2 separate regions of the Homo sapiens genome follow, and region 2 is linked to region 1. A link is a contact called in ENCODE Hi-C or POLR2A ChIA-PET data. All regions are on one chromosome and are shown on one strand. The core of a region is the stretch at or near the end of the contact, and the rest is flanking DNA. Distances in the headings are between cores, read along the strand shown. Region 1 overlaps SAG (S-antigen visual arrestin). Region 2 overlaps DGKD (diacylglycerol kinase delta).

Region 1 (7,055 bases), core at 1,526-4,025:
ATTTGTGGATCACACAGACCGAATAGCTTGGGTCCAAAGCAGCACATGCTCTTTCTCTACTGGATCTTCTTCATCATCAGTCGGGGTATAGATTTCTCAACATCTGACAGATGGCGGAGACCCTGTGCCAACAGGCGGGTCTGGGATCCAGCTGGGGACACAGCAATGTGTGTTTCTCCAGGCAGACACACGGCAGCATGGCCAGGATCATGAAGCAGCCTCTGCGGCTGGAGAGTTGGCTCCTCCACTCACGTGCATGCTGTGTGCCAGGCCAAGTGCTAAGGCCTGTCCTCAAAACTCTCACCTTACCCTCATCAACCCCATACCAAGCAGGTGCTCCAAGATCCCCATTTTCCAGACGGGAAGTGTGCCCACAGTCACGTGGCTGCACACTCTCTGACAGCAGAGCCCATTCGTGCCGGAAGCACACCCTCCATCCTGTGCCTAGCCAGAACAAGGTGGGGTGTGGCCAGCATCAGGACCATTCTAAGGCTGTCCTGAGACAGCTGGAAGTCTGAACTGCCTCTCTGGGAAAGGACTTCCTTTCCCTAATCAAGTTTCCCTGGATAGGTAAAAGCAGCTGTCCCCTATCCTGCCTCCAGTGTCTACAGGAAGCTCTTTACAGAAATCTGCCAGAGCCCAAGGTGGCCCACATCCTACCATCTGGGTCCTGGTGGAACCTCTCTTAATGAGCGTAATTTGAGCATTGAAAAAAGCAGAAACAGCATTGTAAAGATGGCTGGAATAGGAAGAGGGCCCTTGGGGTTGGGCTCAGAGGATGGACTTTTTGTGTTTGTGCAGAGCTTGCCAAAGGACTATGCCAAGGCTCTGGGGCCACTCCCCAGAGCTTCAGGATGTGGGTTTGGATGGTGGGGAGCAGCTTGGGAGTCAGGTCTGTCCTGGTTCCGTGGAAGCCTGCCCACTAAAGCCCCAGAAGCCACAGGGCTCTGGGACGATGGCTCCTGCTCTGCAGCTTTCTGAGTGGCCTCTAGCTTCAGACTTGTCAGCATGGTCCAGTCCAGCTCCCAGGCTCCTCCAGCCTTTGGGGGACTTTGGAATGCTTTCCAGTTTCCTGGGAATCTTTGACCCAAAATGCACCCAACACTTTGAAAGAGGACCAGGTGATGGAATACATATTAGGGGAAAACTCAGCCAGGATCCTTTGCTCCCATGTTGCTGAGCACATGAGGAAAGGTGAACCAGGGCCAAGACCCCTCCAGGGCACAGGGATGTGCGAGGATCCCCTAAAGGCAGAACAGAGCCCAATCTTGGCAGAAAGGAGGCAGTGAGTGGTGGTTCTTTCCTGTCTCCCTCCCTTGTAGACCTACAGTTTGAATCTGTTTTGAATAACAGTAATAGTTTCTCCTAAAGTTGCCTTTTAAATATTCCCATATAGGCCAGGTGCGGTGGCTCACGCCTGTAATTTCAGCACTTTGGGAGGCTGAGGCAAGCAGATCACCTGAGGTCAGGAGTTTGAGACCAGCCTGGCCAACAGGTGAAACCCTGTCTCTACTAAAAATACAAAATCAGCCAGGCACGGTGGCTCACTCCTGTAATCCCAGCACTTTGGGAGGCCGAGGTGGGCAGATCACCTGAGGTCAGGAGTTCGAGACCAGCCTGGCTAACATGGTGAAACCCCATTTCTAATAAAAATACAAAAAATTAGCCAGGGGTGGTGGCGTGTGCCTGTAATCCCAGCTACTCAGGAGGCTGAGGCAGGAGAATCACTTGAACCCAGGAGGCAAAGGTTGCAGTGAGTCAAGATCGCGCCATTGCACTCCTGCTTGGGCAACAAGAGCAAAACTCCGTCTCAAAAAAAAAAAAAAATACAAAATTAGCTGGGCTTGGTGGCGGGCTCCTGTAATTCCAGCTACTTGGGAGACTGAGTCAGGAGAATGGCTCGAACCTGGGTGGTGGAGGTTGCAGTGAGCTGAGATCTCACCACTGCACTCCAGCCTGGGCAACAGAGTGAGACTCCATCTCAAAAAAATCTATCTATTACCTTATATTATCTTAAGGAATCAGTTGTCTTTCATCATTCCCCTACCCTAACCTTCCTCTAACCCTGATAATATTTTTTACATACAACGGTGCTTAGAACATGCCAGCAAGGCAAAGAGTTAAGACCTGGTCGAGCTATCCTCTCGGGGGGCTGGAGGTGGGAGATCATCGCCCCCCACTCCAAGCCATGTATTAAATGAATCTATTTGACTTTGTGGCACACAGCAAAGCTGGGCAGGTCTCTCAGGCCAGCATAAAGGAACCATGGCAGGATTCTCATTTGTTTTTGATTCTAACAAAGGGGAAAAGTCATTCACAACAACAGGCTAAGAACAGATATATTCTAATCCAGTTGTCACTGGTATAAGATTTCAATTTGAGATCAAAAGATAGGGAATCCTAGCCTGGGCTGACAGTTCATTTGACCATCTTCTGGGAGGTGGAAATAGTACCAAATTCCTAACAATTCATTCCAAGGATAAATAGAAAAAGCCAGCTGATCCCATGGTGACATTTCTGTCTTTATTTCTCTCCTCTGCGTCATTCTTTGGCTTGCATTAATCCTCAGAACTCCTGTAAGATGGGCACAGAGGGGTGTGGTAGATGCAGAGCTAAGATGCTAACTTTCTGTGCAGCCCTCGAAGGGAGAAAGAGGAAGGAAGTGGAAGGCTGGCGAGCTAGCTGAACATTCTAGTTCCTTCTTCAGCAATAAACGGCGAGAAACTTGACACAGAAGGCTGAGACGCCCAGGAAACGGAAACCCCAACAGCTACTCACTGCGCTTCCTCCATAGCCACGGGCTTGACGTAATAATCACTCGAGTAGAGAACCACATTGGCCACCTGTTCCACTGCAAGGGGAAGACGGGAGTCCGGTGGTCAGCACTGGTCCCCCAACACGTGCACTTTCCCTGCGGCCTCCCAGGGTACACGCTGGTCTCTCCTCTCTGATGATGGTTTCCCTCCACTTCCAAGGCTAGGCTTTCTCAGCCCTCAGCTTCAAGGCTGGGGTTTTGAAGTCCTGTCTCCAGGCCATTTCTGGTCACCCATAACCTGCTCTGTATCAACTCCCACCCATGTCCCCTAAGGCTGCAGCTCCTGGGAGACCCCTCCTTTCCCCTGCTCAGCCCTTTCTAACATCCTCCATCTTACTTCATGAACATTGTCCTTCCTGTCCTCCAAGAGACTAGCTAGAGGCAGTACAGGACTGGTTGGTGGGTGGAACGTGGTGGATAGGAAGGTGGGCCTGGAGCCAGGCTGTTTGGGTGCCAATCTTGGCTTAGCCACTAACTGTGGGGTGAATTATTTATCTATTCTAAGCCTCAGTTTCCCCATCAGTAAAATGGGGGTAATAATTGCATCTAACTCATAGGGACGTTGTGATGATTAAAAAGATGACTTTTAATCACCTTTAAAATTAAGCTTGAGGATTTTTTTAAAAAATAAAGGCAGGGTCTCCCTATATTGCCCAGGCTGGTCTTGAACTCCTGGGCTCAAGGGATCCTCCCACCTTGGCCTCCCAAAGTACTGGGATTACAGGCGTGAACCACTGCACTCAGCCAAAGTTTGAGGATAAAGAAACAATTTGTGCAAGGCATGCAGTACAGTGCCCAGCCTATAGAAAGCAATTAATATTTTGTTTTTAAAAAGTTAACAGCTATCCGGGTGCAGTGGCTCACACCGGTAATCCCAGCACTTTGGGAGGCTGAGGCGGATGGATCACCTGAGGTCAGGGGTTTGAAACCAGCCTGGCCAACATGGCGAAATCCCCATCTCTACTGAAAATACAAAATTAGCCAGGCAAAATTGGTGCACGCCTGTAATCCCAGCTACTTGGGAGGCTGAGGCAGGAGAATGGCTTGAACCCAGGAGCTGGAGGTTGCAGTGAGCCGAGATCACACCACTGCACTCCAGCCTGGGTGACAGAGGGAGACTGTGAAAGAAAGGGAGGAAGGAAGGAAGGAAGGAAGGAAGGAAGGAAGGAAGGAAGGAAGGAAGGAAGGAAGGAAGGAAGGGAGGGAGGGAAAAGTCTAGAATTCCTTAGTCTGCACGCATCAGGATTTCTGACCCTCATCTGTGATGACTCACAGGGAAAAGTGGTATATGACACCTAGGGCCACTGCTCACCCTGGCTTGCCCGGGAGAGCCCATTTTAGGACTGGAAGTTCCACATCCTCAGTCCTGGGCCCTGGGACAGTCACCCCAAGATGCATAAGTCTAACTTTGTCTTGGTCATTGAATGTTTGAGTTAAAAAGTGAACTTAGAGGTTACCCTCACAGGTCATTCCATCATGTCTTCCTCATGAAAGAGCCAAATAAGACCATTATATAAGACCCCCTGTGCTTTGATGCTTTTTGAGCTTAGTTAATGTGTGGGAACAACAGGCAGAAGGCACCTCCCCTGTAGGATATGGGAAGGTCAGCCATGACATGATGGCCATTTGAGCCGAGACAGTCACACTTCACCATTTACAAAGCGCTTCCATGTGGGACCTCCTTCAAGCCACACAAAGCCTGGGAAGGTAGACAAGGAGCCCCTGCTGTGGATGCCAGCTGGGATCACAGAGCCCACAGCATGAGTCCACAAATTAGGCCTCACCCACAACAATGTGCTGCATCTGTCAACCACAATGAGCACTGTGGGGCCCTCCAGGAAGGCATAACCATGGAAAGAGATCACTTGCCAGGAATTTTGTTCCAAGACAAAAACCAGCCGTAAGTGGGCAGGAAGTTGAATGAGATAACTTGTAAGGCCTTTCTCCCTCCGCAGTCCTGCTGCCTATGACAGCAGAGACAAGTAGCCAGTTCCAAGGACCCAGAAGGGCCTTATCAGACCAGAGAAGTGACCTCTCAGGAAACAGGATCAGAAATTCTAGAAGACTATGCCCTCTACTTCTGAGAAGAAGGTCCTACCGAATGCTTTAATCTTCTTCACGGTCTTCTCTGTGTTATTGGTGACAGTCACGGTCACAGGGATGGGCTCCCCATGGAAATAGATCTAGAAAAGTCAGCAGATAGGTCAGAAGAAGAGAACAGATGTGGCGGTGTCTTTAATCTTACTGCTTTCTAGATTCATCTCAATCCCTTTCACTGGAATAAAAGCGGCAGAATTTAAGGAAGATGAAGTGATAGCAATACATTTCTTCTAAGGAAGGGCCTGAAACACATTCCACCCATCTGTGGGAAGCTGGGGAGGGGAACAGAGTTCCGATCATCACATCGGAGGAGGCCAGGGGTCAGGAGGTTATGGGGGCAGGATGAGTGAAGTGAAAGGAAACCACTGGGAAAGCCAAGTGCTGGCATCCCACCCAGCAGAGCCCGTGTAACACAGCCCCTGGCACACCCACACACGTGTATACACACAGTGCACAAATGGCTGACTGCTGACCAGAGGAACCAGAGCCAGCCTTGGCCAGCAGCTCTCACCTTTTCCCACCATGACACCCCTAAGAGATGACATCACAGGTGACACTGCCATCCCACATGGTTTCTGCAAAACTTAAATTTCCCAGGAAGTGAAGAATTTGGGATACCACAGCTATTGATGCTCCATGAGTGAACAAGGCCCATGGAGGTGGACAGGACAAGGACAGCTGGGGGGCAGGTATGTGAAAAGCAGCGCCCCTTCCTTCCCCAGTCCCTCGGGACAGCCAGTGGGTGGAACGCAAGCCAGTTCCGTCCTCCTCTAAGGACCATGCTGACCAGCTCCAGGCTGTGAAAACAGGCCAGTCACTTACGCATGTTGGTGCTTTATCCTAGAAACAAGCTTCCTTGCAAGGCACCCATGTAGTTAAGGGCTGGGGCTGGTGAAGAGAGGGGTGTGGGGCCTGCCCCTAGGCCTGCTGCCCTGCGGGTAGTAGCGATGGTAGGTGGTTACCTCTTTGTTGAGAGAGACCGCAAGGTGCAGGGGCTTGTCAGACATGAAGAACTGCCAGGCCGCCTCAGCTCGGGGCTGGGGACCCATCTCAAGTGGGGCATGCTGTACTTTGCGGATCAGTAATCGCACGGAGCTCCTGTGGGAAACAGCCACAGACAAGCCAGGGATTGGCACCCAGGCCGCTTTAGGGAGGCTTCTGTTCTCTCCCCACTGTCACATGGAGATTCTCCAGGAATGCTCCCCATGGAGACAGGGTGGACGGGAAGAGGGCAACGACACTGGTCAGAGCCTGAGGCAGCCCTGACGGTGGAAGAGCCTGGGGGTCTGGGTCCTGGTCCCTTCCCTGTGGGGGAAGCTGTGGGGCCAGGCAACATCCCGAGGGCCAAGCTTAGCCCCTTAGGCTCCGTGGATTCCCAGCTCTGCCTCCTGTCAGCAAGGCTAAGGTGTGAGGGCGTCAAGGGCCTCATGGAATAGCTGCCATATACATGCGAGCTCCATTACTGCAGCTCACTATCCTGCGCCTCCAGAGATGTGTACATGGGGCACAAGGAGACAGTGCGAAGGGCCAGGCGGAAATCTTGTTTAGGTAAAAAAAAAACAGCACAGGGGGTGGGAGAATGGGAAGGATGGAGCGGTAGGCTCAATGGTTGTAGAGTTCCTGCTCAGGCAATGGGAAAGTTTTGGGTATAGACAGCGGTGAAGGCTACACAACATTCGGAATGTACTTAAGCCACTGAATGGTACATTTAAAAGTGGTTAAAATGGGCCGGGCACAGTGGCTCACGCCTGTAATCCCAGCACTTTGGGAGGCCAAGGCGGGCGGATCACTTGAGGTCAGGAGTTCAAGACCAGCCTGGCCAACATGGTGAAACCCATCTCTACTAAAAATACAAAAAAAAAAAAATTAGCCAGGCGTGGTGGCGCACGCCTGTAATCCCAGCTACTCGGGAGATTGAGGCAGGAGAATCGCTTGAACCTGGGAGGCGGAGGTTGCAGTGAGCCGAGGTCACATTGCACTCCAGCCTGGGGGACAGAGCGAGGCTCCATTTCAAAAAATAAAAGAAAAAAAGAAAAAAAAGTGGTTAAAATGGCAAACTTCATGTTGTGTACATTTTACCACAAAAAACAAACAAACAAACAAACAAACAACAACAACAAAACTTCAACAAAGGGGAAAC
Region 2 (7,913 bases), core at 5,331-7,830, 110 kb before region 1:
ACAAAGCCCAAAAGGCCCCTGCCAAGGGGAGTGAGAATCCTCTCAGCCATGGGTTCACCCTGCGCCTCCGCAGGCCTGACTGTGACACCCCAACACCAAAGGGGAGGCGTCTCTGCAAGGGAGGTGATGCAAACCGCTGACAGGACAGTTCTGATCACATCAGCATGCGAGCAGGGTGTGAAGAACAGGCCAGCAATACCTCGGAATCCTCGCTGAAGTCTTCGGTGACGGTAGAGGAGGAGGCCTGCCGGGGGAGCTTGGCCTCGTATGCCATGACGCTCCACCTGCACACACAAGGTCAGCTGCACAGGCGGCAAGACGTGCAGGCCCACAAGGGTGAACCCTGCGCCGTCCGCTTTCACGGCTGGCAGCCTTGATCTTTACACCGTTTCTGACTTCATTTTTAGGCCCTTGGTCTTGACTCTGTCCCATAACTTGGCTGAGAACAAATGTCTGCACTCCACAACTAACGGCAGTACAGCTCCATAAAGAGAGGAAGGTCTCCCATAAATGGCTACCTTGAGATAAGATGCTGCTTCTGGGAGAAATGGATTTACCCTCCTCAAGAGAGCTGCAAATGGCTCAGCCAGCTGGCCCAGTGAGATGAGCATTTCACAGGCCCCAAGGCACACAGAGGAGGCCTGAAATGGTGGGGGCATTGCAAAACCACAACTGTGCTCAGAACTCCAGGCTTCTGGGAGCAACTAGGAAGGCTAGGAGGCATCTCATCAGCACCCCATGTGCCACAGGCATGTGGTCAGTGAGTGCCAAGTGTGTCACTCGGGACAACAGTACCTTACTCAGGGAAGGTGTCACAGTGGCTTTAGGCACTAGAGGATAATTTCCCAAAACTTCTTCTGGGAACAGAATATGAGAAAATGAAACTGTTCAAGTAAACGACAAGGAGCATTCTTCCGATGGGTATTAGATCTCGGGCTGAAGCAGCCAAAGATGGCACAGCTGCCTTCTCCACGGCCCTGACACACTCAGGCTTGGCCTTCTGGGAAGACTGGATCATCCTAGGGCATGGCTGGTTCTTAACCTGTTTTGTTTTTATCCTTGTCATAATCTGACCAAATATCAAAGACTATCCGAATATATACTCAGGTCAAATCTTTACAAATAATTTCAGAGGGCCCATGTTTTCCACAGACCCCAGGTTAAGAACACCTGGTCAAAGGGACCTGTCTCTCAAAGTCTCCTCATACGGCACCGGAGCACATCCCCACTCACCTGTCCAGCATCTTGGTGCTGGCTCTCTCCAACTTCTCCAAGATCTGGGGGAGCTGGGTGTCGTCATCGCAGGCTGAGCCCCAGCCCAGTACTCGGGCCAAGTCGTTCCCTGTGCCGAGCGGCAGCACTCCCAGCTGACACTAAGGAAACATGGGGGACGATGCGCAGGCAAACACCTGGGGGCAGGGGCCACTTCCCAGCCCGCAGCCCTCCTTGTCCCCCACCGTGAGGGTTACGTTAGCAATGTGGGGACGTGACCTAAAACCACGCAGCTTACACATTACAGGCAGAGCCCACTGGAGGGGACAGATGGCATTTTCCTTGGCAATGAGACAGAAACATGACTGCCCTTGAGATAAGATGCTGCTTCTGGGAGAAATGGATGAGCCACAGGTCCATCTCTCAGCTGTCATCACATCTTGATGGTCAGCCCCTCACACCCTCTCTGATCTGTCTCCCAAATCCCTCTGCTTCCCATTTTCACCACCGTGACCACAGCCCCAAGGAATCACTCTGATGCCTCGCCACCCGTCCCTCCATCCACTACAGCATCTCACTCACTAATGCCAAATTCTTCTTCCAAAAACATCACTAGTATCACTTCTCTCCTCTAAATCCTATCCAAAAAAGGTGCCAGGACCATCCTCAGTCTGGAGGCTACCCTGGAGCCTTGCCAGAGCTCAGCCTCTGCCCGCCTGCCTGCTGTTCCAGGAAGAGACCTCATGCATTACTCAGGCCTCACCCTCCACCTGGATTCCCATTTCAGAGCTCCAATGAGATCCCACTACACCATTCCATTGCTTAGGAGGCCTCTTAAAATGCCCACTGCCCAGAGCTCACCAGCCTTTGACTCTGACAACAGAGTGACCAGGGCCATGAAGGCTGCGGTGGAGTGTGTGGGGAGGCGTTACTGTCCTTGAGGCAGGAAACCTGCCGTGGTCCAGCCTACAGCACCGTACAGCCCTCTGCCCACCAGGTGGAGGTGACCATGCTTGAGGCCCTGCCGCCTGTGGGGACAGCAAACACCAGGGAAGGTCCTGCCTCACCAAGGGGACATTTGGCAGTAGGGGAGGCAGGAGCGAGCAGGCCAGGACACCGGAGCCGACACACTAGATGGAGAGAACCCAGTGCTGAAGGGTGCCCAGAGGGTCTGAGGACTCCGCGAGGGCTTCCTGGAGCCTTAAAGGAAAAGGAGAGCAGCGCACAGCAGGCATGGATGGTGCTCCAGGCAGGGAGACACCACTGGGAGGGGGCAAGGCAGAGCTCAGTGAAGAGGAGGACAGCGAGGAAACAGGAGGCAGACAGGCAGAGAAGCAAGCAGGAGGCAAAGCTGGGACTCTTAAAGGTCTGGACTTTTCCCAGAAGCATCGTGCTTGGGGGGTGCACAGGCAGAAATGCCCCGGGAAAGGTCGCCTGGGTGAGCTGCAGATGGACAGAGGCCAGGGTACTGTGGGTGGCAGGACTGAGGACACAATTAGTGAGAAACAGGCAGGAGGAAGAGACGGACGAACCAAGAACAACTGTCCGATTTCCTGGCTCAGACATCTAGATGGATGATGTTTTCAGACTCGAAGGAAAGGAACGCAGGGTGGGGGCTGAACGTGGTGTAGTGTTGGAAACTCGAGGCACTAGGAGACATCCAGAGAGGCCCAAGGCTCAGCTATCAATTGAGGCGCCCCCAGGAGAGAGACGACAGCAGAAGCCCTGCAAGTCGCTGAGCGTTCAAAAGCGAAGGAGGAGAGGCCCCAGCAAGGCTCTGAGGACACAGCGTTAAGGGAAGGGTAAGGAGGGAGAGGCCACCATGGAGCAGTAGCAGCCAGGAAGACAAGAAACCCCGAGGCGGCAGGGGCCCAGCGAAGGCATGGCCACCACATCAGGTGTCAAAGAGACGCAGGGGAGAGAAATGTGTGCTGACCTTGGCTGAACGTATGAAAATCAGCCACAAGGTTCCACTGTCTTCCTAACTAGTGACAGTGAACTTGCAAGTAATACACAAAATCAAAAATTAGAGTAGTCTATGCTAATCCACCAGCAGGCGGCACCACTTCTCCTCCTGAGCCACTGGCCTCACGGCCCGAGCTGTCAAATCCACCCACCTGGAAATACTACCAAGTGAGCAGAGCTGGGTAGGCACCACAGAATCACTGAAAAATACATCCACGTCACACAGAAGACTGAATTTTTTAAAAATGGGGCCATAATAAACATAAGAAAATACAGATGCAAATCTTAATCTTGGGGTGTAGGCAGCTGCAAATATGACAGACGTTGACAAAAATCATGAAAGAAAAGACCACCCCCCAAAAAGGATGTTGAACTGACAAACGACAAACCGGGAAAAAAATATCTGCAGTGACAGATAAGAAGTTAATGTAACAATAATCCTCACACACCCATTTTTAAAGGAAAAAAAGGTGAATACTCAAAGAGAAAATGAGGCAAAAAAAAATATGAACAGGTGATTTATTTAAAACTTCATAACCAACTGAGGAGGCGTTCAACTTCACCAGGAATTAAAGAAGTAAAGGTCAGACATTTTTTGGTCTACTTAGCTGGACAAAAACTAAAGAGATGAACAGCTTGGATGGTGCACGGGGAAAGACAGCTTTAAAGGCATCAGGCATGGAAGCTGGCACAGCCCTGAGGAAAGGCAGTTTGTCAGCACATTTCAATACTTAAGCTTGGGTGCGCTCAGAGAGGAGACCACTGGGAAGTGATCTCCGTGCTCACACATGGAGGTGAGCTGGCCCTGGGCTCCCGGGTGTGTCCAGTGGAAAACGACACACAGATGCCTACTTACAGACACAGGCACAAGGTGTCTGCAACATCTTAATTAGTGGTTTTTTAAAAGCAGTAACAGGCCGGGCGCGGTGGCTCATGCCTGTAATCCCAGCACTTTGGGAGGCCAAGGTGGGCGGATCATGAGGTCAAGAGATCGAGACCATCCTGGCCAACATGGAGAAACCCTGTCTCTACTAAAAATACAAAAATTAGCTGGGCGTGGTAGCGTGCGCCTGTAATCCCAGCTATTTAGGAGGCTGAGGCAGGAGAATCACTTGAACCGGGGAGGCAGAGGTTGTAGTGAGCCGAGATCGCACCACTGCACTCCAGCCCAGCAACAGAGCAAGACTCCACCTCAAAAAAACAAAAACAAAAACAACAACAACAAAAGCAGTAACAGAATAGCCCGTTTAAATTACAAGTGCACTGTGCATTGTATGTACTGTGATCAAGAGAGGTCAGAGACAGCAAAATGTTGGCACTGGCTGATCACCTGGGGAGGCCGTGGCTTGGTGTGGAAATTAAATGACTATATGAACATTTTTATACACAATCAGGAAAATCTATTTTTATTTTAATACAAAAAACTAAGTCCAATGAACCATGACTCTGACTTGAGAAACTCAAGTATACTGCCGTCCCCTTCTCACAAGCAAGAGGCCTCAAGACAAAAATTACCCAGTAAAGCAACAGCCCCACCCAGCCCTGCTCCCCATGTGGGTCCTTTGTGGGCAATTCTTTTCGTAGCTCCCTTCAGGTCCCCCTCATACATCATGGCCAGAGCCCCCGGGCCTCCACAATGCCAGGGGGTGGCCCAGGCTCTCCCCTCTCTGCCCTGGCCACCAAACTGCACACTCCCCAAAACCACCAATGGTTTCTGGCCTGAGAACAGGTGCTCCGAGATGAACAGGAGCTGAGACTGCATGATTTCCCTCTAACCTCCGCACCCTCTCTGCTCCTGGCTGGGCTCCCTCCTGTCCTGGTACCTGTTTATGAAGGTTGAGGCTGTCGATTTCGGAGAGGACCCAGCCAACACTTCCATCCCCGCCACAAACCAGAATCCGGAATGTGTCAAACTTCTGGAATAACCGTAAGCTGCAGAGAAAAGAGAAAGGCCGTGAAATGACATCCATTCCACAGGACAAATGACAGGCTTGTCAGTACGGGGCTGAGGGGCCACCTGTGCTCCTCATGGCTGACCTGCACCAGAGGCAGAGCACGCACAGGCCCTGCCACGTGACACCAGCCGCCTCCACTCAGGGTCCACTTTGTCAAAGGGACGACAGCAGCACTGGGGTCCAGCCAACTGCTCCCACCAGCCACGCCCCACCCAGCGACAAGACCACTCAGCTTGGTGAGCCACTGCACGCTCTGCAGACATCACAGGCAAAGTGGTGGGCCAAAACTGCATCCCCTGCCAGGCTCACGGGCACAGCCTGCCGTGGCCCCTAACCATGTGAGCCCACCCTGCGTCACTGTCCCTGCCCCATCCACATGTGGCCCCTGCCAGCCTTCCCAGCATGCCCTCTGGGCTGCCTGCATCACCCTGCACCCTCAGTCTTGGCACTCCCCGGCCCTGGGCCACAGTCTGGCTTCCGCCCTGGCCCTTGTTCTGGTCACCCTGGAGCCCCAGGCTGCCTGACCTGCTGCGGGCTGCGTGTCCCCACTGCAGCACATATGCCTGGGCCCACTCAGTCCTCCGGTGATGTGACCCACGCCTCCTACCCTCCTAACTCCTCGGTTTCCTTCCTTCCTGGGCTCCCCCTGCCCCTGCCCAGCAGCGTCCCCACTCAGGAGACCAGTGCCGCTTCTGCTCACTCCTCATCCTCTTCCTGTGTGACCACATCCAGTTTCAAGGACCACACAGGTGACTCTGGATCAACAGCCCCCAGGCCACTCCTGAAAGCCAACACTTGCACCTGTCCTCCAGAACACACCACTCTGGTATCCCAGGGCACATCCAACAGGACACATCCCTACTCGGAGAATGGTAGCTCGACCACCAACCCAGTCCAGAGGCCAGACCCACCTCCTCTCAGCCTGCAGCCGACCCAGCCCCTCCTGGCAGCCTCTCCTCCACACCCAACCCAGCCACCCGCTCAGGTCACCACCGTGCTCTCGCAGAGTCCCACAGGAGCCTCAGTCACCTTGACACCCTTCCTGAAAGCTCCCCATGAGTTCCAGGAAGACCTTTCTAAAACACGAGCCTGGCCACGGGCCTTGCTTTATGAGGCTGCCCCTCATTTGCAGGAAGGAGTCGAACCTCTTGGCCAGCACCCGCAGCCCTCCCTGACGGCAGGTGCCACCTTTCTGCTGCTGCCTGGCCTGGCCCCACTGCATTCCCTCTTGCCTCGCCTCTGCACAAGCGGTGCCCTCAGCCCAGAAGCCTCCCGCCTCCCTGCAGCCTTCAGAACACTAGAGCTCCTCGGATGCCAGCTCGGGGAGACGTGGAAGGACGCCCAGTTTGACTTGCGACCCTGCCCCCACCGGGTTCCCAGAGAAGCTGTGTCACCCCCACTGAAGTGCCGGGGGACCCTGCGTGTGCTCCTACCCATTCCCTGCATCTGCACTCCCCGCCTGGCTCACCTGCGCACCCTGCCTCGAGCTCAGTGTCTGACCCAGAATGAGTGCTCAGAAGACAGACAGGCATAGGTGATGCGGCACCAAGCCCAGGCTCCACACAGAACACTGACACCTGTAAGGCCCCCTGCTCTCGGGAGAAGAGGTGACAGGTCAAGGCCAGGAACTGGAACATGAAGCAGTAGCTCCAGATTCTGCTGTGAGCTGTGTGAGATGAGCTGCTTCCAGAAATGGTAAATGACGACTCAACTCCCCTTACGCCGCTGTGGGGGCTTCCTAAATCATCCCATCTCATACTTAACTCCCACTACGAAACATGGGGTTTTGCTTGCACACCAAAATGAATATTTCGTTATTCTCGAGTTCAGCTGTGTAACCTGCCCTGCCCACAGCCATTTCACAGCATTCCTCCAACACCCCTGGTACCATGTTTAATAACAACCTCAGCCTGCTTGGTGCATTGTGATAACAGACGTATTATATCTCCACTTTCCCCACTTTTTAACTAAAATTATTTCTTTGCCAGGCAGTGTAATCCAACACTCTTGAGAGGCTGAGGCAAGAGGATCATTTGGCTCCAGGAGTTTGAAACCAACCTGGACAACACAGTGAGACCACTCTACAAAACATTTTAAAAGTTTTGTGAGGCTCAACAAAACATAAAAAAAAAAAATTAGCTGGGCATAGTGGTACACACCTGTAGTCCCAGCTACTCAGGAGGCTAAGGCAGGAGGGTGGTTTGAGCCCAGGAGGTTGAGGCTGCTGTGAGCCAGGATTGCACCAGTGTACTCAGCCTGGGTAACCTAGCAAGACTCTTGTCTCAAAAAACAGTAAAATTAAAATTAAAATATCTTGATCAGCCTACTAGTGAATGCAATCCTCCACCATTCAGATAAGAAGTCTTTCTACAGAAAATGTGGGAGTACTGCCTTTGCGGAAGCAGGCTGGAATGCTGCCATCTGTGACTGCTCTCCGACTGCGCCTGGCTGTGAGTGGGGATGAGCAACACAGAAGACACCCACAGGACCAACGACGAGCAGCATGTTCCTCTTACCCTGGCATGTACGCCAAGGACACGCAGGGAGCTGGCCGAGGTTCACATCAGAGTAGCCCCTGGCTCCTAATACACAGACCCCACTGACTCCTCCCAGAGAAATACAGGCCAGACCACAGGCTCTGCAGGCACTTCCCACTACGGGTATCCTGGACATCTCCGGCAGTGCCAGCAAGTCCTCTTAGAGCTCCGACCTGGAACTGATGCTTCCAGAGGAAGAAATTCATTCAAATGGCAAAATTCACAAAGGCAAATGTTTTCTACA

What was found. A loop is a pair of places that touch in the nucleus more often than their neighbours do. ChIA-PET counts read pairs that join two places held with the same protein, here RNA polymerase II (POLR2A). Pooled maps may share reads with other maps.
Region 2: a pooled map shows a loop between it and region 1 (2.8-fold over the local background). The contact joins two enhancer-like sites. A Hi-C loop is called at or near these places in 3 of 168 maps with a recorded cell type or tissue (endothelial cell of hepatic sinusoid, mucosa of descending colon and naive thymus-derived CD4-positive, alpha-beta T cell), 4 of 37 single-sample maps with no recorded cell type and 8 of 50 pooled maps. POLR2A ChIA-PET finds 5 or more read pairs at or near these places in 3 of 52 experiments (CD8-positive, alpha-beta T cell, T-cell and activated CD4-positive, alpha-beta T cell).

The regions. Positions count from the first base shown.
Region 1 is chr2:233,327,436-233,334,490 of GRCh38, reverse strand. It overlaps SAG (S-antigen visual arrestin), which reads right to left. Exons shown (of 16, transcript NM_000541.5): 8 at 5,878-6,013; 9 at 4,914-4,998; 10 at 2,779-2,851. Among named protein-coding and RNA genes, the nearest start is that of SAG, 23 kb to the right of the region's middle. RefSeq lists enhancers at 4,232-5,013, 5,044-5,875. Within about 2 kb of position 2,775, at least 19 of the 41 ENCODE cell types and tissues checked have a DNase peak (open chromatin) inside an H3K27ac peak, as active enhancers do.
Region 2 is chr2:233,439,083-233,446,995 of GRCh38, reverse strand. It overlaps DGKD (diacylglycerol kinase delta), which reads right to left. Exons shown (of 30, transcript NM_152879.3): 10 at 5,001-5,109; 11 at 1,234-1,373; 12 at 200-284. Among named protein-coding and RNA genes, the nearest start is that of DGKD, 89 kb to the right of the region's middle. RefSeq lists enhancers at 3,238-3,287, 3,308-3,417. Within about 2 kb of position 6,580, at least 3 of the 41 ENCODE cell types and tissues checked have a DNase peak (open chromatin) inside an H3K27ac peak, as active enhancers do.